Regions from separate parts of the Homo sapiens genome. Here region 2 is linked to region 1. A link is a loop called in an ENCODE intact Hi-C map of the cell type or tissue named here. Cell type or tissue: heart left ventricle. All regions are shown on one strand. Each heading gives the region's core, and the rest is flanking DNA. Links, peaks and the distances in the headings are about the cores only.

What was found. Hi-C counts contacts between places; a loop is a spot of excess contacts. Peaks named below come from ENCODE experiments on the same cell type or tissue, not always from the same donor. Only the 100,000 strongest peaks of a DNase experiment are listed, where the experiment ranks them.
Region 2: a loop joins it to region 1, with 3 times the contacts of the local background. A loop is called at or near these places in 5 of 110 quality-filtered maps.

Annotation. Positions count from the first base shown.
Region 1 is chr15:85,324,656-85,342,092 of GRCh38, forward strand. No RefSeq gene overlaps it. Among named protein-coding and RNA genes, the nearest start is that of MIR7706, 47 kb to the right of the region's middle. RefSeq lists enhancers at 4,932-5,121, 5,182-5,511, 5,713-5,882, 6,565-6,644, 6,735-7,044 and 2 more. In heart left ventricle, for the core only: a CTCF peak has its summit at 6,635; a DNase peak (open chromatin) is centred at 6,716; H3K4me3 peaks cover 959 bases; H3K27ac peaks cover 2,500 bases.
Region 2 is chr15:85,695,534-85,708,704 of GRCh38, forward strand. It overlaps AKAP13 (A-kinase anchoring protein 13), which reads left to right. Exons shown (of 37, transcript NM_007200.5): 18 at 12,486-12,553. Among named protein-coding and RNA genes, the nearest start is that of LINC02883, 57 kb to the right of the region's middle. RefSeq lists enhancers at 2,384-2,553, 11,815-12,124, 13,097-13,171, a cis regulatory region at 2,469 and a silencer at 9,319-9,448. In heart left ventricle, for the core only: no CTCF peak of the experiment used is centred there; no DNase peak of the experiment used is centred there; H3K27ac peaks cover 2,500 bases.

The DNA.
Region 1 (17,437 bases), core at 5,613-8,112:
AGATCAGATTATGTCAGGCACGGTGGCTCACGCCTGTAATCCCAGCACTTTGGGAGGCCGAGGCAGGTGGATCACCTGAGGTCAGGAGTTTGAGACCAGCCTAGCCAACGTGGTGAAACCCCATCTCTATTAAAAATACAAAAGTTAGCTGGGCATGGTGGCATACACCTGTATTCCCAGCTACTCTGGAGGCTGAGGCAGGAGAATCGCTTGAACCCAGGAGGTGGAGGTTGGAGTGAGCCAAGATCACACCACTGCACTCCAGCTTGGGCAACAGAACGAGACTCCATCTCAAAAAAAAAAAAAAAAATTAGATTATGTGCAAGAAATAAGGCCAGGGTTACTCAGATCCTCTGCCTCTCATGCACACACTACCTACTAAACCACACTGCTTCACACAAATTAGCAGTCTTCATTTACATTTTCACAGACCAATTTTGTTATTGTTGTTGTTAGAGACAACATCTTGCTCTGTCACCCAGGCTGGAGTGCAGCAGTGTGATCATAGCTCACTGCAGCCTAAAACTCCTGGGCTCAAGCCGTCCTCCTGCCTCAGCCTCCCGACTAGCTGGGACTACAGGTCCCTCCCGACTAGCTGGGACCACGCCTGGCTCAGGCCAATTTTAAAGAGGAGAAAACTTACAGATCTGGAACAAAAGCTGAGATCTCTTCTCACCATTTGTGCATTTCCTCTTAGAAAAAAAAAAATATATATATGGGCCGGGCGCGGTGGCTCACGCCTGTAATCTCAGCACTTTGGGAGGCCAAGGCGGGCGGGTCACCAGGTCAGGAGATCGAGACCATCCTGGCTAACATGGTGAAACCCCATCTCTACTAAAAATACAAAAAGAAATTAGCCGGGCGTGGTGGAGGGCACCTGTAGTCCCAGCTACCTGAGAGGCTGAGGCAGGAGAATGGCGTGAACCCGGGAGGCGGAGCTTGCAGTGAGCTGAGATCGCGCCACTGCACTCCAGCCTGGGCGACAGACCGAGACTCCGTCTCAAAAAAAAAAAAAAAGATATGAGTGGTTCATTTCAAAAGTCTAGAGCTCTTGCCCTTGAATTACAGCATTGAAGTCACCTTATGATGTGGTGGCTAAGGTGCTAGGAGGCTCAGTGAGAACTTACCCTAGAGACAATGGACGTGGCTTCATGGCCAAACAGGTGCCCAAACTCTGTGTTTCCATTTTCTTCCATGCCTCAGTCAGCCCAGGTTTGCCCTAATGTCTTATTCTTCGTTTTCAGCTGAGCGTAGTCAGTAGTGAAAACAAGTCACAGCTTTTGAGTTTTACTTAGTTACAAAGACTATTTACTAGTATTGAGGAAAGATACTCATTTTGTGGAGCTTCCAAATCCCTGCTCCTTGAGTTTGACTATCTGGATTACATTAAAGATATAATGGATGCATAGAGACATCAAATGGACAGAGCATGTCACAAAAGTTATGTATAAATTATATTTTTGGAACTTGGAATATATTTCACCATAGGGAAATTGTATTGTGCTTTTTAAAAGGCATGACTAAATGATGAAATAAATGGATAATAAAGTTCCCAAGCCAGCACACAAAAGCCTGTTAAGTGTGTTTTTAACCCATAATATACCTAAAGTATAAAGCCAAGTTAGTATTTCAGATACATTTGGTTCTGGGCACCAAATATGGTTTTCATAGGAAGACACATTTTTCCAAGTGGAAACACTTCTAGTGCCTAAACAACATAAGGGCAAGAGAACTAACATTTAGCTTCTGCAAAGCATTAAGGACACTGAGTCACAAAATGGTTAATAACATTTTAGGGTGTATTAATGCTATGCTCAAAGACATGTAGGCAGAGCCAGAATTTAAGCCAAGGTTTATCTCAGCCTGTGCTGTTTCTACTAAGCTTAGTTATCTCTGTAGGTTTATATTCCAAATATTCTGAACTGAGGACAACTTGTCTCCCCAACCCCTACTCCACTTCCTTTGGTACAGTAAGAGGTGAGATGAAGGATGGTACTCCAGAACAGCCAATCTCAAACCTGACCAGGCATCAGAATCACCTGGCAGGCTTGTTAACCAAGATTGCTGGGCCCCATTCCTTGTGTTTCTAATTCAGTAGGTCTGAGTGGGGCCTGAAAATTTGCATTTCTGACAAGCTTCCAAGTGATTCTAATGCTGCTTGTCCAGGGACCATGCTCTCAGAATTCATTAGGGCTTCCCTAATAAGTCTTCTCAACAAATAGCCAATCCTTGAAACGATCAATGATTTTCATAGCTGGTAACAAGGAATGATGAAATTCACTGAATCTTCAAGCACTATAATTATGATTAGTACCTGAAGGGAGCGAGCAGGGCATGGAGAGACAATATAGAAAGGAAACAAATTGTTCTCAGCAAGATTGCACTCCATGCATAGATTTCATTTTCTGCAAAGAAGAAAAGAAGCAAACAATACAGAAATCAGCAGGGAACATTGGGCTTTGAAGATAAAAGCAATAATCAGGCATTGTGGCAACAGCATGATAACTATAAAACAATTGAGTTTACCCCCTTTTTTTCCCAATGCCCAGAGGGAAGCTTAATCAACCAACACATATTTATTGAGTTCTTACAGTGTGGTCAAACAGGAGTGGGTAAAAGTATGGGAAATAGCACTTGACCTCAACAAGTTACAGTGATGCCTCATTGATCAGTTTCTTGGGGGAAGGAAGCATGCCACAAAGTGAAATTCCCAAATAAGTAAAGCTAACTCCTTAAAGTACTCAAATGTTATTTGAAGTATATTTTTTATTTTAAAAAAGTCTTCTGGCCGGGTGCAGTGGCTCACGCCTGTAATCCCAGCACTTTGGGAGGCCGAGACGGGCAGATCACCTGAGGTCAGGAGTTTGGGACCAGCCTGACCCACATGGTGAAACCCCATCTCTACTAAAAATACAAAAATTAGCTGGGTGTGGTGGCACATGCCTGTAATCCCAGCTACTCGGGAGGCTGAGACAAGAGAATCTCTTAAACCTGGGAGGCGGAGGTTGCAGTGAGCCAAGAATGCGCCATTGCACTCCAGCCTGGGCAAGAAAAGTGAATCTCTATCTAAAAAAAAAAAAAAAAAAAAAAGTCTTTCTGAAATCCATACCATCCTACCATTTTAAACAGAACACAAAAACATGGTTTAAGTTTTTCTTGATGATTCTAGGCCAGCACTACAGATATCTCCCTTTAGAATATTAAGTAATGACCATAGGCTATTGAGGAAGTATGTTGCTGTTTACCTACATTTAAAGAGCTTAAGTCTGGACTTAGTATTTGAATTTTCTCCATCGATTGCCATCTTATCTCTGCCTTTATTGGTCCACCTTCTAATAGCTCCACTTCACTTCCTATTTGCTGTTTTTTCTCTGCTATGGATTAAAAGCATCTGATAAGAACCAAGCCTATGAGCGAGGGCCTGAGTATTTTACCTACAAATCGATTGAGTTTTAGGAGCTGGCCTTTGTCATTTCATTCCTGACAAGTTCTCATGTGATGCTGATGCTGATCAAGGAGCCACACTGTGAGAACTTATTAGAGCTTCCCTAATAAGTCATCTCTACAAATGCAAATATTTCTTCCCTTAGTGCAGGAAGCCAGTTTGAAGGCTTCTAAATATACCTTCGCTTTGAGAGGATGTTTGACCTAAAGGAAAGGATGCTTCCTTTCTCCTGAACAAACCCCTTTAGGGCCCTATTTTCATCTTTGGAAATTTTCTAAGTATTCAGTACAGTATCATATTCCCTGCCCCCAGATTTATGTCACCTACTTATTGGATGGATAAATAAATAAGGGTTGTATAAATGCACATAAATGATTGAGCACTCCCCATAAGCTGGATACTAAGTAGATGTTTTCATCTGTCATCTCCTCTAATCCTCACACACACCTTATGAGCTGGGAATGAATAGCTCATAGTCCAAGCTCAGGAGGGGAGAGTCAATGACCCACTCATTCAAGGTCATAGTAAGTGGCATAGCTGAGATTCCAGCTCAGATCTTCAGACCCCGAGGCCAACGTGCTTTCCATTAGACCACAGTTACCGCCTTATTAAGAGCAAACCAAATGTTGGGGTGCAAGGAAAGATAGCAATTCAGTTTTTAAAAAGACAAATCCACAGCAAGCATAATGGCACCTCCACCCTACACCCAAACCCATGGTAGACGATGTTCTTTCCTGCTGCATATGAACAATCTCAGATCTTTTTCTCTAGAAGCCGGAAAGAATTAGAAGAAGCACAGAATATAAACCCACATGACTTAGCTTCACTTATCTGGAAATTTCACTTGGTGGTGTCTCACTGAGAAACAGTTCACTAAGGGCCAGGTGTGGTGGCTCATGCCCGTAATCCTAACCCTTTGGGAGGCTGAGGCGGATGGATCACCTGAGGTCAGGAGTTCCAGACCAGCCTGGACAACATGGTGAAACCCCGTCTCTACTAAAAATACAAAAATTAGGTGGGCACGGTGGCAGGTGTCTATAATCCCAGCTACTCAGGAGGCTGAGGGAGGAGAATTGCTTGAACCCAGGAGGCAGAGTTTGCAGTGAGCCGAGATCGCGCCACTGGACTCCAGCCTGGTAGAGGGAGACTCTGTCTCAAAATACGTATATATATATATATTTTTTTCTAGCATGAGAATGATGAAACTCTTCTTAAAACATTTTATTTTCTTTTTCCAAATAGTTGTTTCTAACTATAAAAGTAAAACATGTTTATTACAGAAACGTTTGGAAATTACCACAAGTATGAAGAAAAAACTTTCTTTCCCTATGGGGAAGGTAGACATTCTGTAGAACTGACAGATTCTACCTTATCTATCCTACACCAGTAATTCTCAACCAGGGGGCAATTTTGCCCCTCAAGTTGACATCTGGCAATGTCTGGAGGTATTTTGGGTTGTCATAGCTTGGGAGTGCTGCTGGCATCTTGTGGGTAGAGTCCAGGGATGCTGCCAAACAGCCTGCAGTGCACAGGACACTCGGCCTCCTGGTCAGCAAACTGTTAGGCAGCCCAAGATGTCAGCGGCACCACGGTTGAGAAACTGTTTTAGATTACAGCACACGTAAAGGAAGGATTTCTGGTTCCTTGCAGATGTTTGCTGCCTCTCTATCACATTAGTAAAATTAAGTTGAGGGAACTGAAACTGCTGGCTTTGGGTCTGTTTCTGGGTGCGCACACACGAGCTGCAGAAGTCTCACTGGTTTCAGTTATCTCTGGCTGCAGAACTTTTTTGTTTTCTTCCAGCCCAGACGACCTGAAGAAGCATAGATGCTACCCATAGATGAACGTGGCCTTTGGCTCTGCTCACACAGTTTCTCTTTAATCAAAGAAAGACCACAGTAAAGGATATTTACAAGGAAAGGGAAAGTGAAAGGGCGCGGAGAGAAGAGCAGAATCACCAAGGAAAACTCCTCCTACCATGGTCTCTGCAGCCAGCCTCCTTCTCACTGATGTCGGTGTTCTCACGATCCTTTTGCTCCTATTATTTAGTGACCTCGCCACTCTAAGTGTGGTGTCCAGTGCAGCAGAATTAGCACCACCTGGCATCTCCTTAGAAGTGCACAATCTCAGCCCTCCCCAGACCCTCGACTCAAAACTCTGCATTTTAACAAGATGCCCACGTGATTCATCGTATGCACGTTAACATTTGAGAAGCACTGCTCTGAGGTTTCCAAAAGGCAAAATAAAACTGCAGAGTGAACAGCTGCAAAACAGATGCAAAGTTAATCACGTGGGATCACATACGACTCCTCCAGGGGATTTATGACTCTCTGTGGATGGTAGCTGGTAATACAGAAAACAGAAATTTGAAGGAATATGTGGAAAAAAGTAAATGCTGTGCTGCAGCCCTTTGAGTGCCCTAAAGGGATTCACCTTGAGTTAGAGGAAATGCCGTGCCTAACCCCTGAAATAGTTTCATGTACCCTATGAGAGCTCAAGTGTTTGGTGCTTTTGTTTGGGGGGTTTGTTTGTTTTCATTAGGGAACAGAGAATTTATACTGGTGTTCCATGAAAGAAGAGAGATCTATTTGATTAGTATTTCCAACATAGCATTCCACAATACCAAAATTTGTAAGAGGAGTTGATATACGTTTTTAAATAACCTAGAAAATAAGTTAAGGCGAATGGGTCCGGTTCAACTTCAGGTCTGCTTTCAACCTACTCAAATTGGATTGATGTTGTTCATTCAACAAATATCAAGTCTCAGGATCTGTGCAAAGAAGAACTTCAAGGAAAGCAGCCACTAACAGCTGCAAACCCCTGCCATCGCTGCAGACAGCCCATGACAATCGAGGTGGGGAACAGATCTGCTGGGGAGGAGGGTAGGGCCGAGGGCGCAGCTACAGGAAGGAGCAAGGGGGAGTTCTGCACGCCCTTGTGGGTTAGGAAGCTGAGCTCACTGCAGAAATCAGCCTGGTCCTGAACCCTGGACCTGAGCTGCGTGGGGTACAGGTTCAGTCTGACTCATGCACTGGCCTGCGGAACAGACCACAACTCTGCCTGGTGAAGGTTTTCAAAGAACCATGTCAGCAAGTCCTGCTGCCTCCTCAGGCTCCGGAGCTGTGGCCCAGTTTAAGGTGAACAAGTCCCACAAGTCCCACAGGTCTGACTCCCATGACCATGTCCGGAAGCAGCCGCTAGAGGCTGCACTTGGTCCCTTCAAGGAAGAAACGAAAGGGCCTGAGCAAATTTGCAGCTGGCTTTGTTCTGCCTGGAACACTCTGTTCTTTCCTCACATCCTCCCGCCCCGCTGAGGGCTCTCTACACAGGCCTGCAGGAGATCACATGCCAGCCTGGAAGTTAGAGCACCCCGGGGCCTCTAAGTTACCAAGGGAGAGCTGGATGTGCCAAGTGGCCTCCTAAGGGACACTGCCTGGGGGCAGAAGGTTTTGGTTCTCTGATGAGAGGCAACTGTCCTCTGACTTCACTAGGATTCTGAAGCCCAGAGAACCGATTCAGAGAGAGGGCAATCGAGCGAGATGGAGACAGAATGGACCCAAATACTGTCCAAATGTTCAGTGTTCAGTGAGCCGGCTTCTGTCACAGTGAGGTACCTGAGGCGGGGACTGCTCCCCGGGAGGGTGAGTGGGAGTTGACTCTGCAGGGGGAGCTGAGTGGGGAGAAATCAATCAAGCAGAAAAGTGAAGCAGAAGTTTCTAGAGGCTTGCCCCACCTACCAGAGGAGTGTTCAGAGGTGCTTGAACTCTTAAGGTCACTGGACATTTTTAACTGGGGTGAGGACTCGGACAGATTCACAACAAGGCAAGCAGCAGAAAGTGGCTCCTGAAGTGCTTCTTGAGAAATGTGAGCCAACACATGACAATCACACACAACACCTGAGAGATGCTGGCATTGCTATAGGGAAGGGGTATGACCCACCCTTTGGGAGCACCCATTCCCCCTACCCCGCCCCGCTCTGTGTTTAGTGCTTTCTACGTTCCATTGTTAGTGATGTTCAGTGACCTCACAGCCCGGTGGGGCAAATATAAATATCCCCATTTCTCTAATGTGGAAAGTAGGACTGGAAGAGGTTAAGTAACTTGCCAGGGTCAGCTGGTAACAATGACAGAGCTATGATGCTTGTTTGTTTGATTTGGCTTGTAATCAGGTAATATAGTCATATGATTCAAAAATCAAAACCGTAGAAAGGGGGCCAGGCGCGGGGGCTCATGCCTGTAATCCCAGCACTTTGGCAGGCCAAGGTGGGCAGATCACCTGAGGTCAGGAGTTTGAGACCAGCGTGACCGACATGGTGAAACCCCATCTCCATTAAAAATACAAAAATCAGCCCGGCGTGGTGGCATGTGCCTATAATCCCAGCTACTGGGGAGGCTGAGGTAGGAGAATCTTTTGAGCCCAGGAGGTAGAGGTTGCAGTGAACCAAGATCATGCCACTGCATTCCAGCCTGGGTGACAGAGCATGACTCTGGCTCAAAAAAAAAAAAAAATCAAAACTGTAGAAAGGTATACAATACAAAGTCTCCTGTCTGCTGACCCCCGGATTGTCAGTTTCCCCCATCTGTCTCCTTGCCACAAACACAGGTAACCACCATTTGTTCCTTGTATACTTTTAGGATTTCTTTTTTGTTTGTTTGTTTGAGACAGAGTCTCTCTCTGTCGCCCAGGCTGGAGAGTAGTGGCACTATCTCAGCTCACTGCAAGCTCCACCTCCTGGGTTCACGCCATTCTTCTGCCTCAGCCTCCCAAGTAGCTGGGACTACAGGCACGTGCCACCACGCCTGGCTAATTTTTTGTACTTTTAGTAGAGACGGGGTTTCACCGTGTTAGCCAGGATGGTCTCGATCTCCCGACGTCGTGATCCGCCCGCCTCGGCCTCCCAAAGTGCTGGGATTACAGGCATGAGCCACCGCGCCCGGCCACTTTTAGCATTTCTTTATGCATATTCCAGTTAATAGAGTACAAAGTCTTATTTTTCTCCATTTTTACACAAAACATGGCATACCGTGCATACCGTTCCATGCCTTGCTTTTTTTTCTTTCAGCACATAAAGAGCTTGAGATCAACAAAATATCTTGAGATCTTTTCATTACCAGCACATAAAGAGCTTCCTCATTCTTTTCATTTTGCAGCTGCACAATATTCCATTGCATGGACATACCGTAATTTAATGGAGCAGTCTTCTGTTGGTGGACATAGGGTTGTTTCCCGTCTTTTGCTACTATAAACAATGTTGCAGTGAATAACCTTGTACCAGCATCATCATGCACATGCCAGAGCCAGGAGCCCACATCTATCTGGATCTAAATCGTCTAGGTTCTCTCTACCCCAAAGCTGACACAGGACTGATCATATGCCAGCTTTGGTAGATAAATGCTCATATCTCTCTTCCCACTCCCACCCTCTATCTTCCTATTTTCTTTTCCTGTCTGTTCATATTTGAAACAACTACAAAGACTCCAGACGGAGAGTTCTTGCCATTTTATCTCTTTCTGTGGTTGCTTTGCTTCATTCTTTAAATACCGAGTCTGACTGTAACTGGGCTGTACCAGAGACAAAATCTACAGATGTTCTTCTGCATAAACATGGAATTTCAGCTACCAATGGGATCACAGTGTCTCATCCATGTGCCAGGGAAGTGCAAATCCTGCATACTGTAGCCCACAACAGGCTTGGATCCCAGCTTAGAACTGGAAAAAGACCTGCTAGAGGCAGCCTGCTGCTACGGAAGCCAGCATTTGTCTCCGTTTCTGGCTGTTGACCTAAAGGGACATTAAATGAATAGTGACAACATTAGGCAGGTCCAAGAAAGTCTATCTCTGGGAAAGAGAAAATCCATCACCCAAACTTTCATCCTTGTCATCTGTGGTCATTTTGTCATTATCTATCTATCTATCTATCTATCTATCTATCTATCTATCTATCTATCTATATTTTTTGAGTCAGAATCTTGCTCTATTGCCCAGGCTGGAGTGCAGTGGCACAATCTCTTCTCACTGCAAACTCCACCTCCCGGGTTCTAGCAATTCTCCTGCCTCAGCCTCCCTAGTAGCTGGGAGTACAGGCACCCCCCACGCCCAGTTAATTTTTGTAGTTTTTTTAGTAGAGACGGGGTTTCACCATATTGGCCAGGCTGGTCTCGAACTCCTGACCTTGTGATCTGCCCGCCTTGGCGTCCCAAAGTGCTGGGATTACAAGTGTCAGCCACCGCACCTGGCTTATCTATATTTATACCTAGATTTTCAGACTCACCTTTTTGGCTTTTTATCCCTCAAAATAAGATTTGGCAATTAGAGAACTCTAAAATAAATAAATAAATAAATAAATAAATAAATAAATAAAACTGGACGTAGGTTGTTTTTAGTCATGTGATTCTGACTATCGCCTGCATGGTGGACTGAGAGATGGGTTCACTCTGTTTTGGAGACATTTCCACTGGACTGCTCTTTCTTGAGCACTTACTGCATACCAGTTGCTCTGTTGATGAAGGATATAAGGCCCAGGTGCTCCTCTCCAAAAGCAGATTCAGACACTTACCAAATATTTTCAAGGCAGAAAGAGACATCACTTCAAAGTAATATGGGCTATGATATAGGTAGAGAAGCATGCCCGGGATCTCCTTGAGAGGGGGTACTTAGCCTAGACTGGGGAGAGAGAGGAGGAGAAGCAAGCAGTTCAGGGAGGCTTAAGATGCTTGAGGCCGGGCACGGTGGCTCATGCCTGTAATCTCTAGCACTTTGGGAGGCCAAGGCAGGTGGGTCACAAGGTCAGGGGTTCGAGATCAGCCTGATCAACATGGTGAAACCCCCTCTCTACTAAAAATACAAAAATAAGCCAGGTGCGGGGCCGGGCGTGGTGGCTCACACCTGTAATCCCAGCATTTTGGGAGGCCGAGCTGGGCAGATCACGAGGTCAGGAGATCGAGACCATCCTGGCTAACACGGTGAAACCCTGCCTCTACTAAAAATACAAAAAATTAGCCAGGCATGGTGGCGGGCACCTGTAGTGCCAGCTACTCGGGAGGCTGAGGAAGGAGAATGGCATGAACCAGGGAGGTGGAGCTTGCAGTGAGTCAAGATTGAGCCACTGCACTCCAGCCTGGGCGACAGACTGAGACTTCATCTCAAAAAAAAAAAAAGTGGGGTGTGGTGGCGCATGCCTGTAATCCCAGCTACTCAGGAGGCTGAGGCGGGAGAATTGCTTGAACCTGGGAGGCAGAGGTTGCAGTGAGCCGAGATTGTGCCACTGGAAAAAAAAAAAGATTCTTGAGTAAGCCCTGAGGAGCCAGCAGGAGGTGCTCAGGCAGGAAAGGTAAACAGCATGGCCAAGAGCAAGGGCCAGAGCAAGGAAATAGTCGCCAAAATGTAACTTATTTTTCTAAACACCGGAAAAATGAAATAGCAAACTAGTAGCCCACATGAAGCAAATTTCAAGGGGGAAAATGGAGATAAAAATTCCTTAAATATCAGCCGTTCCTCTGATCTTTTAGACAGGTCGTCAGTAAGAAGCTCACCCTGATCCTCTCCACCAACCTCGGGAATGCTTTAGCAGAGAGGGTTCCAGACGAGCTTCCCACAACGGACTCAGCCCTTCTGTTTCTTATCTCTGACCTTTGACTGTTTTCTGCTAATTACAAGGAAGGCCTGAGCTTGCATTTTTACAACTGCCGCCAGCACTCAGAACTCATACAATCCCTCTGTATTTCCTTCCAGCTGTTGACTATCAAAAGACAAGTCAATAGCCTCCTGGAATCCTGTAGGATGGTCCGTTTTCCCTAGGAATGGGGATACCATGGAAAGACTGCAAAGCCCAAATCACTGTGTAAATGTAACCTGCCAGTGTTGCCATCAGAATAATGATCACTGTCATATCTCCAGGTATTCATTCGTCTGCCAGATGTGGTTGAAAATTAATACATCAGAGATTCTCTTTAAAATGTGGTCTTTGGTTGGGTGTGGTTATACACCTATAATCCTAGCACTTTGGGAGGCAGAGGCAGGAGGATCACTTCAGCCCAAGAGTTCAAGACCAGCCTGGGCAACATAACGAGACCTCATCCCTACAAAACATTTTTAAAAAATTAGCCGGGCATGGCGACATGCTTCTGTAGTCCCAGCTACTCAGAAGGCTGAGGTGGGAGGATCGCTTGAGCCCAGGAGGTCGAGGCTGCAGTGAGCTGCAATTGCACCACTGCACTTCAGCCTGGATGACAGAGCCAAACCCTGTCTCAAAATTTTTTTTAAAAATTTTAAGGTGGTCTTACAGATCATCTTTCAATAATAATAACACCAGTAGCGATACTTAACATTTATTTAAAGCTTACTATGTCCCAGATATTGTCCTAAGCTCCTTAAATGTTTTTTCTATTTTAATCCCAAGACTTCCTTCTTAAAGCCTGACATGTTGCCTAGTCAAGATTCAAGTGTCCTTGGGTTCAAATCCCAGCTCTGACCACCTACTATTTTGGTAATGTCTCTGAACCTCAGTTTCGTTCTCTATGAAGTGGCCATAGTAATACCTTCCCCCTAGAAGTAAAGGAAATCATCTAGATTAAAGCACCTGATACAAACAGGCTCACAGTGAATATTAGTTACTTTCCCCTATACAGCCATTTTTATTAAAAATGCTTCTATTTTCAAATAATTTAAGATGAAAGATGTAATTAAATGTTTTAACAAAGATAGAAATCAATTGTATCACATCATTCCTCCAAATAATAGAAGGAAAATCTATTGAGTGTGTTCATCTTCTGGGGTCTATATTTCTTAAATAAGTCTATGAATATAAGGAAAGAAATATATGAGCACACGCCTTAGGGCCAGTTAAGGAAATATTTCCTAATCTGGACTCTATCCGCTCAGGGCTCCCTGCCCCCACACCCCATGAAATCATCAGAAAAGGAAAGAGATGCCTGGGCCCTGAGATCCTACCCAATTATAGCTCTAGGTGTTAGGGTCATGTGGAAGTGGCAGGTTTTTGAAATGCTGACATGCTGACACTTAAGCTCATGGCTGGATCCTGTTATAGCTCAGAGAAAGTATATAAAGAAGTTGGCACTAGGTGAGATTTCAAAAAATGAAACGATGCCCAGCATGACGTAAGTGGTGAGGCTTGAGGACAGAAAGGCTGGGGTTTGAATCCCAGCTTCACACTTTCTCACGTGTGACCTTGAGCAGGGATGAATAATGTATTGTCACTGTATACTCCATCTCTTTGCTCACCTGCAAAATGGAGGTAAGAGCATCCTCTTCACAGCATTATTGTGCTCAACAAATGTGCATTCTCTTCTCCTTTTGGTCAAAGGCTTGGTCCATTTGAATCTATCGAGACTCCCAGCTCAGCTCGGCTGCAACCCTGAACCCCTAGTCAGTTGCTGGAAATGTACCTCCAGGCACTGTTTTGTGGGCTTTTAAAAAGGGATCTGCACTGGGATGATTTCCAGGCTCTGCAGCATGTGTCTGTCCACGTGGAGGATGTTTCCCTTCTCAGCTCCTGCTCCGGGGATGTTACCTCGGCTGGCATCTAGCTCATGAACCACGGCAGGGCAGTCACACCACTGTGCTCTCTGCTTCCAACATCCTTTTTGTTTCTAAAGGTAATAATGGGCTTTAATCTTTCTGGAAAATGCTGCCGTCTCCAACTGAGACTACCCCAGTCCCTTTAGTGCTCATGCTTAGGACTCTCAGTCTCTATCTATTTCCTACCCCACAGCCTTTGCTTTCTCTTGCATTTCCTGAGGCGTTTCCCTCTCCTTTCAATGACTGTCTGGATTTCTCATTCTCTTTGTGTTGTTTTTCCTTTGCTGCCTCTTGGGGGCCAAGGTTAAAACCCCGCTCCCTCCTTTTTCCATTGCTCATTCTGCTATTTTCATTCCCTTATCCTTTCTCTCAAAGCAACACAAGAAAGAAGTACCTTGAAAACACCTCACAACCACTCAGCTGGTGGCATTAAGGTTAAGAACTACTGAGCAACTGGATCTGCAGCTACCTTTGTGTTTTACACCAACTGGTATGCAAACATCAAACAGAATAATGGAATTATTAGTATTAAAGATTTCAAGCTGGGCACAGTGGCTCACACCTGTAATCTCAGCACTTTGGGAAGGCCAAGGATGGCAGGTCACTTGAAGTCAGGAGTTTGAGACCAGCCTGGCCAACATGGTGAAACCCCATCTCTACTGAAAATACAAAAATTAGCCAGGCATGGTGGTGCAGGCCTGTAGTCCCAGCTACTTGGGAGGCTGAAATGGCACCACTGCACTCTAGCCTGGGTGACAGAGTAAGACTCTGTCAAAAAAAAAAAAAAAAAAAAAAAAAGATTTCAATTGAATCACATCTTGATAACATTTACAAACAATAAACATACTAATACTATTTTATGCCATTGACACTCCAGAATGGTCCACCCTGGTCAACACTTTAAAAATGCCACGTTGCAGTGAGCCAAGATCGTGCCATTGCACTCCAGCCTGGGCAACAAGAGCGAAAACTCCCTCTCAAAAAAAAAAAAAAAAAAAAAGCCATGCCCACCTCTGCAGTGCCTACCGGGAATCATACAGGATGAGCCTTTTTCTTGGTCTTAGGATGAGCCTTTTTCTTGGTCTTAGTTCTTCATCACTGTCTTTTTTTTTTTTTTTTTTTGAGATGGAGTCTGGCTCTGTCGTCCGGGCTGGAGTGCAGTGGCACAATCTCGGCTCACTGCAAGCTCCGCCTTCTGAGTTCACGCCATTCTCCTGCCTCAGCCTCCCGAGTACCTAGGGCTACAGGTGCCAGCCATAATGCCCGGCTAATATTTTGTATTTTTAGTAGAGACAGGGTTTCACCGTGTTAGCCAGGATGGTCTCGATCTCCTGACCTTGTGATCCACCCGCCTCGGCCTCCCAAAGTGCTGGGATTACAGGTGTGAGCCACCACATCCCGCCTAGTTCTTAATCACTGTCTTTGACTCCTTCTTTATGCTTCATTTCATCCAGGCCCAAGATTACATCTACAGGAATAAGGATCCACAGGAAGTAGTATAAGAACAGAAACAAGCTTTATGAAACCTGGGATTCAGAGGCTGGAACAAGAGAGGTTAGGTTCAGTTTATTTTGAATGACCAGAAGCTAACTCTTCCACTTTCACCGTCTAATAAGTCTCTGAGTTAGGAAGCCTTTCACTTTCCTATTCTCAAGGGCAAGAGTGAAGGATTCTAGATTATTACTAGAAAGGTGTTGATGGACTGGGCATGGCTCACGCCTGTAATCCCAGCACTTTGGGAGGCCAAAGCGGGCCGATCACTTGAGCCGAGGAATTCAAGACTGACCTGGGCAACATGGTGAAACCTTGTCTCTACTAAAAATACAAAACTAGCTGGGTGTGGTGGTGCATGCCTATCGTCCCAGCTACAGGAGGATCACCTGACCCCAGGAGGTCAAGGCTACAAAGAGCCATGTTCATGCCACTGCACTGTAGCCTATGCTACAAAGTGAGATCCTGTCTCAAAAAGAAAAGGTATTAATGCATCCAGGACTAGCCTTACCAATAAATGTGTGGTGCGTGGATAGGCCAGCTGGTTTAAAGGAACAAGATCAAGGTGGACATCGCTTGATTTCATATGCGTTGCCTTGAACCACCCTTCAGATTAAATACCTACTGTGACCATGGCTCACACCTAGAATCTTTGTACTCTAACTAGACATATTGCCTGTAGTCCTTCCCCGTATTTCCTGGACCCTAAACCCCACTATTTTCCCACACCCTATCCCATGGATGGTGTTCTCACTCAACTTGCCTCCCAAGTGGGACCCTGACACCAATCACAAAACACACTCACACTCCACCACACACACACACACAGACACACACACACACACACACACACACACACACACACACTTCCCTCTTTCCCCTCTGAATCCCTTGTACTGCATCGACAGCTATTTCATTCACTTTGTACCTAAATACTGCCTTATGACAATCTTCTGTTGTTAAATGAAAATTATTTATGAGCTGTTGTGCTCCTTACCTCATCACAAAGCTGTGTCATGATAACCTTCCCGTCCTCCACAACATCAACATAGCATTCCTTGCACATGGCAAGTAATTGATGGATATTTGTGGCTAGTCACCTCTTCATCTGATGAATGACTCTCTGGCTCCTCTGAGTTTGGCCTGTCATCTTCAGAGAGGGTCTGGCAGTCTCTAAAGAGGTAGCTGACACTTGGAAAAAGAAAGAGATGCAACTAACTAAGGCTTTAGGACTCCTGTCATCTGGGGGAGGTGAGGGCCTGGTGGCAGAGCCTCCACAAGAGTAACTCCCTGTTTATCCACTGTGTACCAGGAGGCTACAGAAACAGGAGAAGAAAACAGGAAAGGACATCATCACATACTGTAACTCCAAAATATTTATTTACTCAGACAGGCCTCCTCTCTTATCCTACAGACCAGAAGGGAAGTTCCTCCTCCCTTTGGAAAACAAGACTCCAGAGTGGGAAGAAACCCATGGCCTTGGCACAAAGCTCTGCAAGACGTAAATGTACTCTGTGTAGAAGGCCTTACACACTGAAGGCTGCCCATAAAGGGTGAATGAATGAATGAATGAGAGACAGAGAATTTGTGTGTGTATGTGTGTGTGCCTCTCTGTGTGTGTGTGTGTGTGTGTGTGACAGAGAGATAGAGATTGAGACTGGCAAGTATTCTCTAAATAGATCATAGGTCATAAACTTCCAGCTTGTAGACAAGTTGGATTTCCCTAGAGAACTATAATAATAATGTTAGAAACTGCAAATATTTGTTCTTTTTATGTGCAAGGCAGTTATAAATGCTATACATGCACTAATTGATTTCACTGGCACAGTTTTTTGATGTTGATTCTTTTATTACCTTCATTTTGTAAATGAGAAAATTTAAACACAGAGAGGTTAAGTGACTTCCCCAAGGCCACACAGCTAGTGAGTGGTGAACCTGGGAATATGGTGGGAGAGATGTGGAAATTAAAGTCAGAGAAATTTGGGTTGGAAGCTTGGCCCTATCATCTATTAACTGTGTGACCTTTTGCAAGTTATTTAAATTCCCTGAATCACATTTGCCTCATTGGAAAAATCAAGTTAATTGTATCTACATCATAGGGTTGTTGTGAAAGTTGGATGAGTCTTGGGACTTTGAGTTTCCTGTAGTTGAAGGACTAGTAATTTAGACCAACTCTCCTGCTGAAAATAACTAAGCATGCTGGATAATTCTCTTTTCATATTTGTAAAAGCATCAAATTGCTGACAGGATGGTAAGAAATTCCAGCCTCAAGTCTAAGAGAAAGCAAGAACCCAGAGAAATAAGTGGAACATCAAAGCCACCTTTCCTGTGAAGGCATTTGTCCATCTGAATTCTCCAAGCTGCAAAACTGAGCTGTGGTTCTGATGGACTCTGGAAGCAAGAACACAGAAGTCAAGGCTAGGGATTACCAGGAATTCCACAGTCACCTCCTCAAGTCCGTGTGAAGCAGAAGTAAACTGGCCCCTCCCACAACACCCCATGGGGTGATGGAAAGTGAGGTCTTGGCACCAATCAGAGTCAGGGAGAAAGAAAAGAAAAAAGGCCAGGCACAGTGGCTCACGCCTGTAATCCCAGCACTATGGGAGGCTGAGGCGGGCGGATCACGAGGTCAGGAGATCGAGACCATCCTGGCGAACACGGTGAAACTCCGTCTCTACTAAAAATACAAAAAATTAGCCAGGCAAGGTGGCGCACGCCTGTAGTTCCAGCTACTCGGGAGGCCGAGGCAGCAGAATGGCGTGAACCCGGGAGGCGGAGCTTGCAGTGAGCAGAGATCGTGCCATTGCACTCCAGCCTGGGCGACAGAGCGAGACTCCGTCTCAAAAAAAAAAAAAAAAAGAAAGAAAAGAAAAAACACTGATCTCTAAGAGGTTATAACCATGGGCTAGCATTTTTTCAGATTTGGAGCCCAAGTCTGCATCTGTAGTGTGGTTCAAAAGCTCAA
Region 2 (13,171 bases), core at 8,145-10,644, 370 kb after region 1:
CTACAGTTCCTGTGACTTTTTGATATGACTGACTTTATGACACACATTCATGTAAAATGATTTTTATTGGATGTTACACCCCCAAAGTAGTCAGCAACACTATTTGTTTTACTGTCCTATTTTTTCAAAAGTAACCAAAAACCATGAGAGCTCTCACCCGAATCCTCATGCATCCCTGTGGGCAGAGATCACACACATTAATGTCATCCTTCATTTGTGACTTACCAGACCATTGAGAGCCACTACCACATAATAATAATTTCATGTAACCTCTAGGAAACAAGAGACTGTCACTGTTCAGTATTCCTCCAGTGTTTATTTTGGAACCCAGGTTCTAATAGGACTCTTCTGGGACACCAGTCGGAGGTCTATAGTTTAGTTTTTTAGCCATTGGACACAGTTAGCTTCTTAGTACTGGAATAACCTGGTTGCCTAGAGCAGTAATCACCAAGCATTTTATAGCATGTTCACCTATTATTAAAACATTTTTAGCATACTCACATAGGATACATACATAACATAAAAATTACATACAAGTCCTACTGTGCCATACTTTCCAAGAGCTCATTCTAAAAATAAGTCTCAGAATTGCCATTTTCTTGTTTTCTGGTTAGTTATTAGTATGATTAGTATTGTCTTTGATTCATGACTTCTTTGAAGGAATTTGTGTAACTCTCATCATTTTCATTTGATTTTAGTGGAAACCAGGTAATATAATCCATAAGCCCACTTTATTGGATACCTGTATGTTTCCATTCATCACAACATGCTGAAAGTAAACAAATGTGGATTATGCATGCCCAGCCCATCTCCTGAGTGAAGAATACCCCGCTCCCTTAAGAAACCTCTAGTGTCACATATAAAGTGAGGCTGCCTAACATAAAGACTGAGCGAGGCACCCACTTATCAATTAGACATTAACTCAATTTTTCTTCTACGTTAAGGAGTCATTTTAAATAAGAGCTGTAAAATCTTCCTCCTGTGTTCCAAGGGATTGTTTTTTACATCCCTCCTTGCAGTGTGCCAGTTCTTCTTTTGGAGAGCACTGATCTCAGAAAAACGGGAAGAGGCTGTATTTCTTGATTGGCAGTATGAAATTAATATTCAGGGAACTTCATCAGTAAAGCAGACTAGATACCTGCCTTCTGCTATAAAATATAAAATGCTAAATAAAATCTATTTTTTAAAAAATTAATACATAGCTGAACCTGCCAAATAGAAAATTCCTGAGGGAACTCAGAGCAGTAAAGAGCATGCCCCCTCATTTGGGGTCAAGATATGCGGCCTCAGGGTATGTAGTGGGAGCTGGGACTGAGACCCCTGTATAAGAAATGCTGTTTTAAGACTAACATCCATGATGAAGGGCCTTGGAAAATTCTACCCAGTGGCCTTCAGAAGCAGAAAGGAACCTTACAGTCTCCCCAGGTCCCTGAGTGAGAATTGATGAATCTGGAGTCCAAGTTTACACCGTCTGTATGTGCTAGAACTTCAGGCTAAGAAACTTTCACAAGAGGTTACATGAAATTCCAGTTTAGGAATGACAGATCCTTGAGGGACCCAGCCTGTAGCAGATGTAGAACTGCTCCATTGGGTTAGGTTGACAAATCAGTATACCCAAGGCTACGGCAGGAGGAATAAAATCCTATGAAGCCGAGCTCATGATAAAAGATACATAGATGCCACATAAGGAAGTAAACCACCATGAGGAAGAATTAGGGGATGTACAAGCAAGAGATGTTGAAAATCACTAAAAGGGGCCGGGCGCAGTGGCTCACGCCTGTAATCCCAGCACTTTGGGAGGCTGAGGTGGGTGGATCACAAGGTCAGGAGTTCAAGACCAGCCTGACCAACATGGTGAAACCCCGTCTCTACTAAAAATACAAAAATTAGCCAGGCTTGGTGGCGTGCGCCTGTAATCCCAGCTATTCAGTAGGCTGAGGCAGGAGAATCTCTTGAACCCGGGAGGCGGAGGTTGCAGTGAGCTGAGGTCGCGCCACTGCACTCCAGTCTGGGTGACATAGCGAGACTCCATCTCAAAAAAAGAAAGAAAATTACTAAAAGGATGAAACGAATAGAATCTATAATGGAAGAAAAAGACGTAACAACTAATGGGTAGATTTAAAAACAACTGAGTAAAATTTAAAGCATGGAAATAGTCATTGAAAGGTATTCATGGATTTTTTCAAATATTTCAGCATATTGTCCTGATTTATAATTGTTTATAAAGGAATAAGATGGCTTCTACTCTGTTGTCTGCATTAGTAAGGGGAGAGCTTCAGTCTAGAAAGTCTTAATGACTTCACACTGGATTTGTTTTTTACATTTAATCATAAATAATTGTACCCTTAAGTCCTTGATCTTATATGAAGTCAATCAACAAAGTTCATTTGACTGAATTCTGCAAGCTACTGTGTTTGATATGTGATTCATACAAAAGCAGTTTGTCAACAAATATTTATTGAATATCAATATGAGTCAGGCACCCACAGTGGCTTAAAAAAAGGAATTCTAAAATGATCCTTCGTACTTATTTATTGTGAACTTGTTTATATTCTGGAAAAATTGAAAGCAATTTAAATATCCATCCATAAAATATAGTATATTTTGTATAGTATATAGATGGATAGGCTGATAATAAAGAGAGAATATAAGGGCCAGGCACGGTGCCTCATGCCTGTAATCCCAGCACTTTAGGAGGCTGAGGCTGGCGGATCACTTGAGGTCAGGAGTTGGAAACCAGCTGGCCAATGCGGTGAAACCCCATCTCTACTAAAATACAAAAGTTAGTCGGGCATGGTGGCAGTGCCTGTAATCCCAGCTACTTGGGAGGCTGAGGCAGGAGAATTGCTTGAACTTGGGAGACAGAGGTTGCAGTGAGCCGAGATTGAGCCACTACACTCCAGTCTGGGTGACAGAGCAAGACTCTGTCTCCAAAAAAAAAAAAAAAAAGGAGAGAGAGAATATAGGACAGATCAGAGGTTGCCAAACTTTTTCTGCAAAGGAACCAATGGTATGTTAGGCTTTGCAGCCCATCAGGTCTTTGTCATGACTACTGGACTCTGTCCTTGTAGCACAAAAGCAACCATAGACGATGGATGTGACTGTGTTCCAATAAAAATTTATTTACAGGCCTGGCACGGTGGCTCATGCCTGTAATCCCAGCACTTTGGGAGGCCTAGGCAGGTAGATCACTTGAGGTCAGGAGTTTGAGACCAGCCTGGCCAACATGGTGAAACCCCGTCTCTACTAAAAATACAGAAATCAGCTGGGCATGGTGGTGCACGCCTGTAATCCCAGCTACTTGGGAGGCTGAGGCAGGAGAATCACTCGAACCCAGGAGGCAGAGGTTGCAGTGAGCCGAGATCGAGCCCCTGCACTCCAGCCTGGGAAACAGAGCGAGACCTTGTCTCAAAAAAAAAAAAAAAAAAAAAAAAAAATTTACAAATACAGGCTGTGGGCCTAATTCAGCCCAAGGACCATAGTGTGCCAAGCCCTGGGAGAGATTTGCAGGTGCAGACAGAGCTCTCCAAGACATTTTGATGAGTTGGAAAGTCAGTAAATAGAACAATATATACAGCATGATCCTAGTTTATGGAAAACAAACAGTTTATATAAATTTACAAAAATATGCCAGGGATGGTGGCTCACAGCTGTAATCCCTGCACTTTGGGAGGCTGAGACGGGCAGAACACCTGAGGTCAGGAGTTCAAGACCAGGCTGGGCAACATGGTGAAACCCCATCTCTACTAAAAAACAAAAAATTAGCTGGGCGTGGTGGTGCATGCCTGTAATCCCAGCTACTCAGGAGGCTGAGGCAGGAGAATCACTTGAACCCAGGAGGCAGAGGTTGCAGTGAGCCAAGATCACACCACCGCACTTTAGCGTGCGCAACAAGAGTGAAACTCTATCTCAAAAAAAAAAAAAATTCTTTTTACAAAAATATCTGAAAGGCTATACACCAAACTGTTAACAATCTGAAGAAAGAGAAATAAGGAGAAAAGGAGTTGAAGAGGACTCTTTATTTTATTCTTTTAGATTGTTTGAATTTTTAGAGAATGTACTTACATATTATTTGTATGTCTAAAAACAAAATGTAAATATTGGACCACTGATAGTTTCAAAGGTTTTTCTAGTTATTTATCAGCTGATCTCTGATGAAGGCACAAAATAAGTTGGTATTTGATTTGAGAATTTAATGGACAAAGCAGAATTACTACCAGAACAGAGTAAGCTTATAAGCCTTGAGGAGAGTTGTTCTACCACTGTTATTGATAGCACCAGCTTGAATCAGAAGTAGTATAGTTGATCTACCAACTCTCAGTTCTGGATTGTGATGTGAAACATTATCAGGAGATTTAAGGTTGAAAGTTATAGACAGTCTTTTTGAAGACCCAAAGAATCTTGTGCTATAGAGGACAATAGATTTAAGAACCGTTGGCTTATGGTTATAATGAGTGGCTGTACCTTTCCATGACTAGCTCCAGATAATTTTGCAATTTTAAGTTCAGGCTAAAAGAAGTTGTCTAATATATGCCAGTGTATATTTAGCCTTGTATTGCCATTGACTTGTGTATATACATTATTTCTAGGTTACAAATAGTTGAAATTTGCCCTCTTTGGCTATATTAAGTCTTTGTCTACATTAGACTATCACTCAGAATTAAACCTGTAACTGGCATATAATAAATTTATCAGATAGCAGAAATATTCAGTTAATGTAGGAGAATGCACAGGCATCCTAAGCCCATTTTTGCTTTCTTGATATGTCTTCCTGTTAAACATGATAGAAATTCTCTTTTACTGGACTCCCTGGATGATGAAGCACACATAGCTAGGACACCACAAGTTATTAGACTCCTTATGCTATCAGTGTCGTATGTGCTAGAACCGCCTCTGGAGAGCAAGATCTGGGTTACCTCTTGGAGACTTCCATTGCCCAACGATGCCAGAGGTACCCGTGGAGAATCACTTGTGTAGGGTTTGGTATTGACTGGGGAAAACTGTAGGAAAGGTTTGAGGGTCTGAGATTCTCAGCCACACTTCTGTGTAGTAATTAGTTTAATGGATAGGGCGGTAGCTTTCAGGATGTCAGGTGTTTGGAAGCTCCACAGATTTCTGAATTTGTGTATATTTAAAACTACATAAAAACGTACCTTCTTAAAGGTATAATTCCCAAATTTTAACATCAACATATCAGCTTTAGCTATCAGCCTACCTATTCATTTGTATTTTTCCTTCCATCTCTAATTAATTGAAGATTATACTGTGATTGCAAGGCAAGCCATTAAAAAAAAACTGCTAATATTGGTTATTTATCTACATGAAGAACGTTAAGATGTTCTCTGTGTCATGTACTCAAAATTAAATAAAGAAATTAGAGGTTGTGGTAGGTAAGTGAATTGCGAATGTCATGCACCTCTGACCTCACGTTTTTAGTTCATCACAGCTGCTTCATTGTTCTCATTAACTTTGAAAGTAAATATTAAAATTGCAACTCAAAATAAATCTGTACTGTTTTACATATCTGAACACAGTATATTAATATTTCATATAAGACTTTTTAGAGTTTTTCTAGTATTTTGGAAAACCAGTGAAATAGTGGATTGGCTACTGGTTCTGTGCTAATAGTGTTTATAAGTGGAATGGGACTTTTTTTAATATGAAGTCACCCAAGGAATTTGCTTTTTCTGGAGGCACGTTATTTCATGAAGTCCAGTGTGTTATCACTAGACTAAAGTCTTTTCTGTTTGGGAAGTCTGTCGGTGGGGACAGGGGTCATAATAACCTTTGCTAGTTGTTCTTTGATTTTTGGTAATGGCTTGATCTAATCAAATATCAGAGATTATCTTAGTTCTACCTGCTCAGCAAAAACCAGGAAAAAGAGTTAACATATTTGAGGGGTTTTTTTTGTTTTTTGTTTGTTTGAGACGGCGTCTCACTCTGTCACCTAGGCTGGAGTACAGTGGCGCAATCTCGGCTCACTGCAACCTCCTCCTCCCAGGTTCAAGCGATTCTTCTGCCTCAGTCTCCCAAGTAGCTGGGACTACAGGAACACGCCACCACACCTGGCTAATTTTTTTTTGTATTTTTATTAGAGTTGGGGTTTCACCATATTGGCCAGGCTGGTCTTGAACTCCTGACTCAGGTGATCCACCCTCCTCAGGCTCCCAAAGTGTTGGGATTACAGGCGTGAGCCACCATGCCTGGCTATATTTGAGGTTTAAACTGAAAAGTATCAGACAGCAAAAAGGAATAGTTTAAGTTGGGCTTGACTGTTACCCTAATATGCACTAAGTTTCAAAAATACATTCTTTAATTTGCATACCACCCTACTCCAGAAGTAATGTAGAAATAGTCTCAACATCTGGTGATAGCATTAAGGTTTATGTAAGACAGTCTGCAGCCTGCCTCTTATAAAAAGAAGGGGGTAGGCCAGGCACGGTGGCTCACGCCTGTAATCCCAGCACTTTAGGAGGGCAAGGCAGGTGGATCACGAGATCAGGCGTTCAAGACCAGCCTGACCAACATGGTGAAACCCCGTCTCTACTAAAAATACAAAAAATTAGCTGGGCATGATGGTGGGCGCTTGTAATCCCCAGCTACTTGGGAGGCTGAGGCAGGAGAACTGCTCGAACCCGGGAGGCGGAGGTTACAGTCAGCCAAAGATCGCGCCATTGCACTTCAGCCTGGGTGACAGAGCAAGACTCACACACACACACACACACACACACACACACAAAAGGAGTGAAAAGGATTGAAAGCAACAAAATAGTATGTAGTCATCTTCTCAAAGGAACCAAAGTAATGGGCTGATTATCTTCAGCTTCCTGAAGAAGCTGAATGTTTGTATGTAGGAAGTCCCATGTGTTATCTTGGCAGGAAGTAGAAAATATGAGTAATTTGGGGACGCAGAATCTTTCGTCACTTCCCTCCATCGCGTCTCATGTCCAGGATCTTCCCAGGAGTCGTAGGAAATGTAGCATCCATGCAGTTAGTCGTTTACCTCCTAGGAAACCTTTGTGCTCTTAGGAGACAGTGGCTTCCCATTGTGGTTAAGTGTAACCCTGTTTGGCTGACCCCTGGATAGAGCTTCATACCCTCAGCACTGCATAGTCACCTTTGACTTGTGGTTAGAAAGATCAGCCATATAGTCCATCATGATGATATGTTATGATGGTTTATACAAGAAACTGGGACTTTTTATCTCAGCCAAAACGCTACTCTTGCTTTAGGATTAGGTGACTTTAACAGGGTTAATAGAGGAATGTCTTTTCAACTCTTATTTCTCTATTATGTAAAGCTGTCCTTGAATAGTCAGCTGTTCTTTCCAGCTGCCACAAATAATTTGTTCTTTGAAAAGCTTAGTGACTTAGTGGGGTCTTTCAGAATAAGGAATTTGTTATGTTCAGGTTTTGGGGTCTTGCCAGTGGTTCTGTTTTGCTTGCTTTAAACAGATGTAAAATGATACTGAGATTATTGCTGATTTATTTTCTGTTGTGCTAGCAGCATTTCAGTACTTTTGTGGTAGGTTGTTTCTTTTACATAAAAAATAAACAAGTAAACCAGCTGCAATCTAAGTAGGAAACATAAGAATTTAGAATGTGTGTGATGGTTAGATTTTACTTCTGATTTCATCAGAAAAGTTGCCCTCTAGACAGTTTTCTGGCATTTATAGTTCATTGCTTATATGAGAGAATAAAATACATATAGTTGATTAAAGGAAGGAAGTTTATTACTTAGGGAAAAGGAAGGTAAAAAAAGACCCTAAGCAATAAAGGCAATTCTTTTTTAAGCAGAATACTTTCATTTTATTTCATTTTTGTTTACCAGTGTTGTTACGAAAACTGCTGCTGGGGCTACTTCAGCTGAGATGATTTGGCTCTTTTTTGTGGCTTTCTTCTTGTTCTGTACATCAGCACTGTGGTTATTACACCAGCTACCAAGAACATCTCACATGCCTTTTGCATATAAGCACTCTTAGTCCAGATAGGGCGATGTCTCAAATCCCCCAAAGATTTTATTTATTGGCCAGGTGCCGTGGCTCACGCCTGTGATCCCAGCACTTTGGAAGGCTGAGGCGGGTGGATCACCTGAGGTTAGGAGTTTGAGACCAGCCTGGCCAACATGGCGAAATACCATCTCCACTAAAAATACAAAAAATTAGTCAGGCGTAGTGGCATGGACCGGTAATCCCAGCTACTCAGGAGGCTGAGACAGCAGAATCACCTGAACCCAGGAGGCAGAGGTTGCAGTGAGCCAAGATCGTACCACTGCACTCCAGCTTGGGTGACAGAGCAAGACTCCATCTCAAAAAAAAAAAATATATATATATATATATACACACACATATATTTAATAATTTTTTTTTGAGAGACAGGGTCTCTGTTAAAGATTTTAAACAAGAAGTTTAAAGTTGCAGAAAGAATTTTGTAGCATGCATTTCTAAATTTGCTCATATTTAACTGTTTTTTGTTTTATTTTCATTTTCTTGGTTAGAGTTGAAATGATAGGAGAAAGTTGTGCATTTCTATCCTTAAAGGTAATTCCTCAACTTGTGTCCTGGAGAAGAATCAGGTCATTTTTCCCAGTTAGATTTTGCTGCTCACATCTGTAGGCAGAACAGTCAGAAGTCTTCAGCCTATTCCCAAGTGATGATCAATGAACTGAAGTACTGGAAGACCTTTTTTGTCAGAGCCTTGGCTGCATATGACTCAGCTCCCAAAGGTGGCTCGTTTCTGTGTAGGCAGTCCTTTGATATTCTGTCATTTCATTTCAGTTTGGCATGGCCACTCCTCTTATCATTGTATAAAGTTGATTTTCTTAAGTTAGCCTCGCTAATGGTTTGTTTTATTTTTCTTCCGAAAGATAAAAAACACATAGTATATAACCATTCGCCAAAGATCTGTGGTGGTTGGTGGCATGGGTTAAAAAAAAGATACAGCAATAGATAGATGATAGTTTCCAGTCATGTGGGTTTAACTTCATTTTCTTTGGTTTGATGCCTCCTTGTAGCAAAGAAAGAAGTTGAAGGCTGGACTGTTTGTTTTAGGTACAGAGGAATCCGATTAGGGATCAGCTCTGTTCCCATAAACCACTGTGCTGAGACCTTTTTGAAGAATTTTAAAAAATGAAAGCATATTGCCTACTGCTATTAGGAAATCTATCAAATAAATAAATAAAAGGCCAGATAATTATTTTCTGATCTTCATAACAACATGGTATGGTTTGTGGCAGAGAGCTTAAAAATGTATTAGATTTGTCTTCAATTCTTGTGTTCTTGGTAATTTTCTGTTTTCCCAAACAGAGAGTAAGATTTTAGTCTCATGACTTTGGCTGATGTCAGTGGGGCTGAAGTTTCTAAATCACCCACGCACAGCTCTAAAACTGTCACTGTGAATTGAGTCCAGGACAACTTGGAAACAAGTTGAGTGTTTTTCAAGTAGGTACTTCAGCATGTTAAGGAGATGTCCATGCAAACTATCACTAAGAGAAAACTCATGACCATAATATAGAGCGTGTTAAACTTCCAGCTGGGTTGTGGGTTTGGGGACATGTTTCAATTAATTAAAAGTGAATTTATGTGAAAAGTTCTTTACTAGAAGCACATTTTAAATGATTTTTTTCTGCTTCTATGTTCATCTCAGACACTCAAACACTGGCCTGAGAGTTTGAATATTGCTGAAACCTTTTTACGTGATAGTGCCACTCCCTTAAAAATCATCATTGCTTAAATCTCTGTAGGGTGTTGGAACTGGTTGGGAAGAAAGGAACAGAAAGAACAGAACTTGGAAACAAATTCTGCCCATAGTGTTCTTGGTCACTTTTGCAGATCAGAATTAGTAGCTGGTTCTCCAGCAAATCTGCCACCTCCTGTGTTGCCCTTAGGTGCCTAAAATATTATAGATTTTCAATAAAACAAAAGAAAAAAAATATACTTTTTTAACTGGATTATAAGACAATAAAATCTTATCTTTAAGTTATCACAAGATGCGATAAATGGATTATGCAAAAGGATATGGAAATGTTTATAAGCAAATCCAAGGAACTTTGAACGACATTAGAGTGTGATGATTTTTTAAAAATTAAAAATTTTTTTTAATTTTGAAAAATGTTAATACAAAGTATTATACATAGGTAATTTATCACATATGTGTCCATGATTCAGAATGAACACATAGTAACATTCTGTCAGACGGCTTCAGATTGTTTCACTTTTTAAGAAACCATTATGGTTAAGTTCAGATTCCCCTTTGTTTCCCTGCCCCATGCATCTTCCTTCCTCCCCAAGGACAAGGACTGTCATGAATTCAGTGCATTCGTAGTCTGTGTTTTATAATTTATTTTCATACATAAACAACATATAATTTGTTTTTGTTTTTAACCTACATAAATACTACCATACAGTACCTCTTTTTGTAATTTGCTTTATTCTCTTCAGCATTATATATTGAGGATTCAGCACGCTGAAAAACATAGATCTACTAATCATTGACTTTGCCTTTTCATAGTCTTTTTATACTTTTTCTGTAGAAGGGAAAGAGAAATGGACTTAAAGATGATGTATTTGAAAGACTTTAGCTGAGTGGGGATTTGTGAAGAGAAAGGGTTTGAGTGGGGTGGGCTTTCAAGTCTGTGCATGGGAAGGATATGATGGATCAACTAATGGGAGAGGAAGAAACCAGAAAGGAGCATGCCAGCTGCAAGTCCTGGGCATCTCTGTGGCAGAGGAGGGGAGGTGCACCATACACCCTGAGTAAGAATAGTGCTCGTGAGGATGGGCAGAAACATGTTTTGGCTTACTAGAAAATAAATAAAGCCGTTTGCCTCGACCACTTTGTTATGCTTCTTGCTGTGGGTCCAGCAGCCTGAAACTCACTTACCCATCTGATAGAATCACAGCAGAGGGAACCTGGGGGAAAATGTGATTCCTCCTTTTTAATTTTATAGATGAGGAAACGGAGGCCTGTCAAGAAGGGACTAGGGTCATACTAGTACATACATACATGCAGAGCCAGGACCTACGTCAAATTTAGTTTGACAGCTGTTTGTCCTTTTGTGTTACTAAATTGATGTTTGACATACTGTAATCAAGGCTGTGTCAGCGCATTCATCTAATTTTAGTTTAAATAGGCATAGTAGGGCCGAGAGAGGAGCATTTGAATAGGATGCATGAGCTAGGCACTATGCTGGAGAGTCTTAATTTGAAGATTCAGCAGTGGGTGAATGGTCCCTGCCCCAGAGAGGGGATAGAGAAAAACCTAAGAGAGTCTCAATACACTGTGCCAGTGGTATTAAGGAGGAGACCTGTGAACCAAGTGGGTGTTAAAGGAAGTGTTACAAAAGGCATGGAATAGGCCTTTGAGGTCTGGGATTCTAGCAGTCTCCTTTCTGGTTTCCTTCCCTCCCCATCATCACTCCAGTCCCCCACAAATCCATGTGTCTGGGCTAAAAGAGATGTTGGCCCAAAAGAGATGTTGGCCCTTAACTGGTGAGTTGATGTAGACAGGACCTGTGATGCTTCCTGAATCAGTCTGTGAGGCATTGCCTAGTGAATGGTATCTGTGGTTGATTTCCTGAGTGAGCCCTTCCCATGAGAGTGTCTCCTCGAGTGTCCCCACAGGCCGATCTTTCATTTGTTTCTGCTTTACCTCTGGCTTCCTGGAACAGTTCTGTTATGTGACTTTATAGCAGCGCTGAGAGCTGATGGTAAGCCTTCTGAGACACAGAGGCTTGGGTTTTTACGTCAGTGGCCCTTGTAGGCCAAGGGAGTGAAAAGTAAAGGAATTGAGATAAAATGCTGTCCTTGCCAAATTGTGGTTTCTGCTTTATCTTTCAAGAAGTCTCCATTTTCTCTTAAGTCACAGTTCCCAGAGGTGCATGTGGGGGTTCCAGTGACCTTTCATGTGTGGTTCCTGTCTCAGAGAATGGGGTGCAAAAAGCCCAGCGTAGTTAAGCTTTTCAGATTTTATATTCTGTGCTTTATTACAGTCATACAAATTTTGTAACCCCTGTTAGGGGCTTTATTAATGTATTTATTTGTAATTTAGACTTACACATTGATGGCAGACACTTTCACTTTTAGTTTTGGTAGCCTCTCAGCTTCCTGTCTGAAAAGTTCCAGACTTACTAGTTTTTGTTGATTAGAAATCACATCTGTTGCTTCCTAAGGGCCAGGAAACTCACCCTTCCCATCAGATCACTTGAGTCGTTGTTCCTCTCATTAAGCTGTAATCTGTCTCCTGGTCTCCAAATAAAGACACAAACACCGAAAAAAAAAAAATCACATCTGCTCGTGTTTTTCCTCCTCCAAATAACATCACAGACCTGCTTCCTAGAAGAGGACTGCAGTGTGTAATTTCAGTCACATTCTCACATGTGAGTGACTTCACTTTGAAATTCAGAGGCCACTTGTGGCAGCAGTGGAAACTCAGAATCTGGGATCTGTTTGCTTTGTCCATGTGACCTTGGGTTTGCTTTCTTTTCAGATTGCAGTGCTTTTGTCCACAAAGGCTGCCGAGAAAGTCTAGCCTCCTGTGCAAAGGTCAAAATGAAGGTAAGACTTTCTGGCTAAAACAAGGCTTAAAATAAAAGGGTTTAAACCAGCAAAATCCTCGGGAGTTGGGAGAGTTGAGGTTGTGGTGGATTTTGTTTATTTTAATCATTTGGTACCAACTTTGAGAACAAATTATAACTAAAAAATATTTTTTCTCTTAAGCGATCAATCTTCTTCTTGAGTAACACTGGAGAATTAGACTTTCAGAAAAGAAAACGCTTTCAGAACTTCTTCACGTTCAATATACATTTCTTCGTGATTTTAATATTTCCGTATTGCTCTTAAAGTGGTTTTCTTCTTAACTACGTCTGCAGGCCTACCCTGCTGTTCATACACCTGTCTTCCTCCTTCAGGACTATCAGGGCAGCAGGTGGAGGTCAGGGGCATTGACCTGCTGGTGGGGGTGGGGAGGGTGTTATGGTTAGCCCCAGCCTGTCTGGTAGCACTTTTCTCCTCAGGTATGTAATATAGGTGGCTCTGATCACATGACGTAAGAATAGAAAGTGCCTGTTTTATGGTGGTATCTGCCCTGAGCATGTATGCTATGTAATCATGCTTTCCCAGTGGCCCTTAAAAAAAAGTGTGGGTTAAGGGCCATACCTTTTAGGTAGCCTGTGA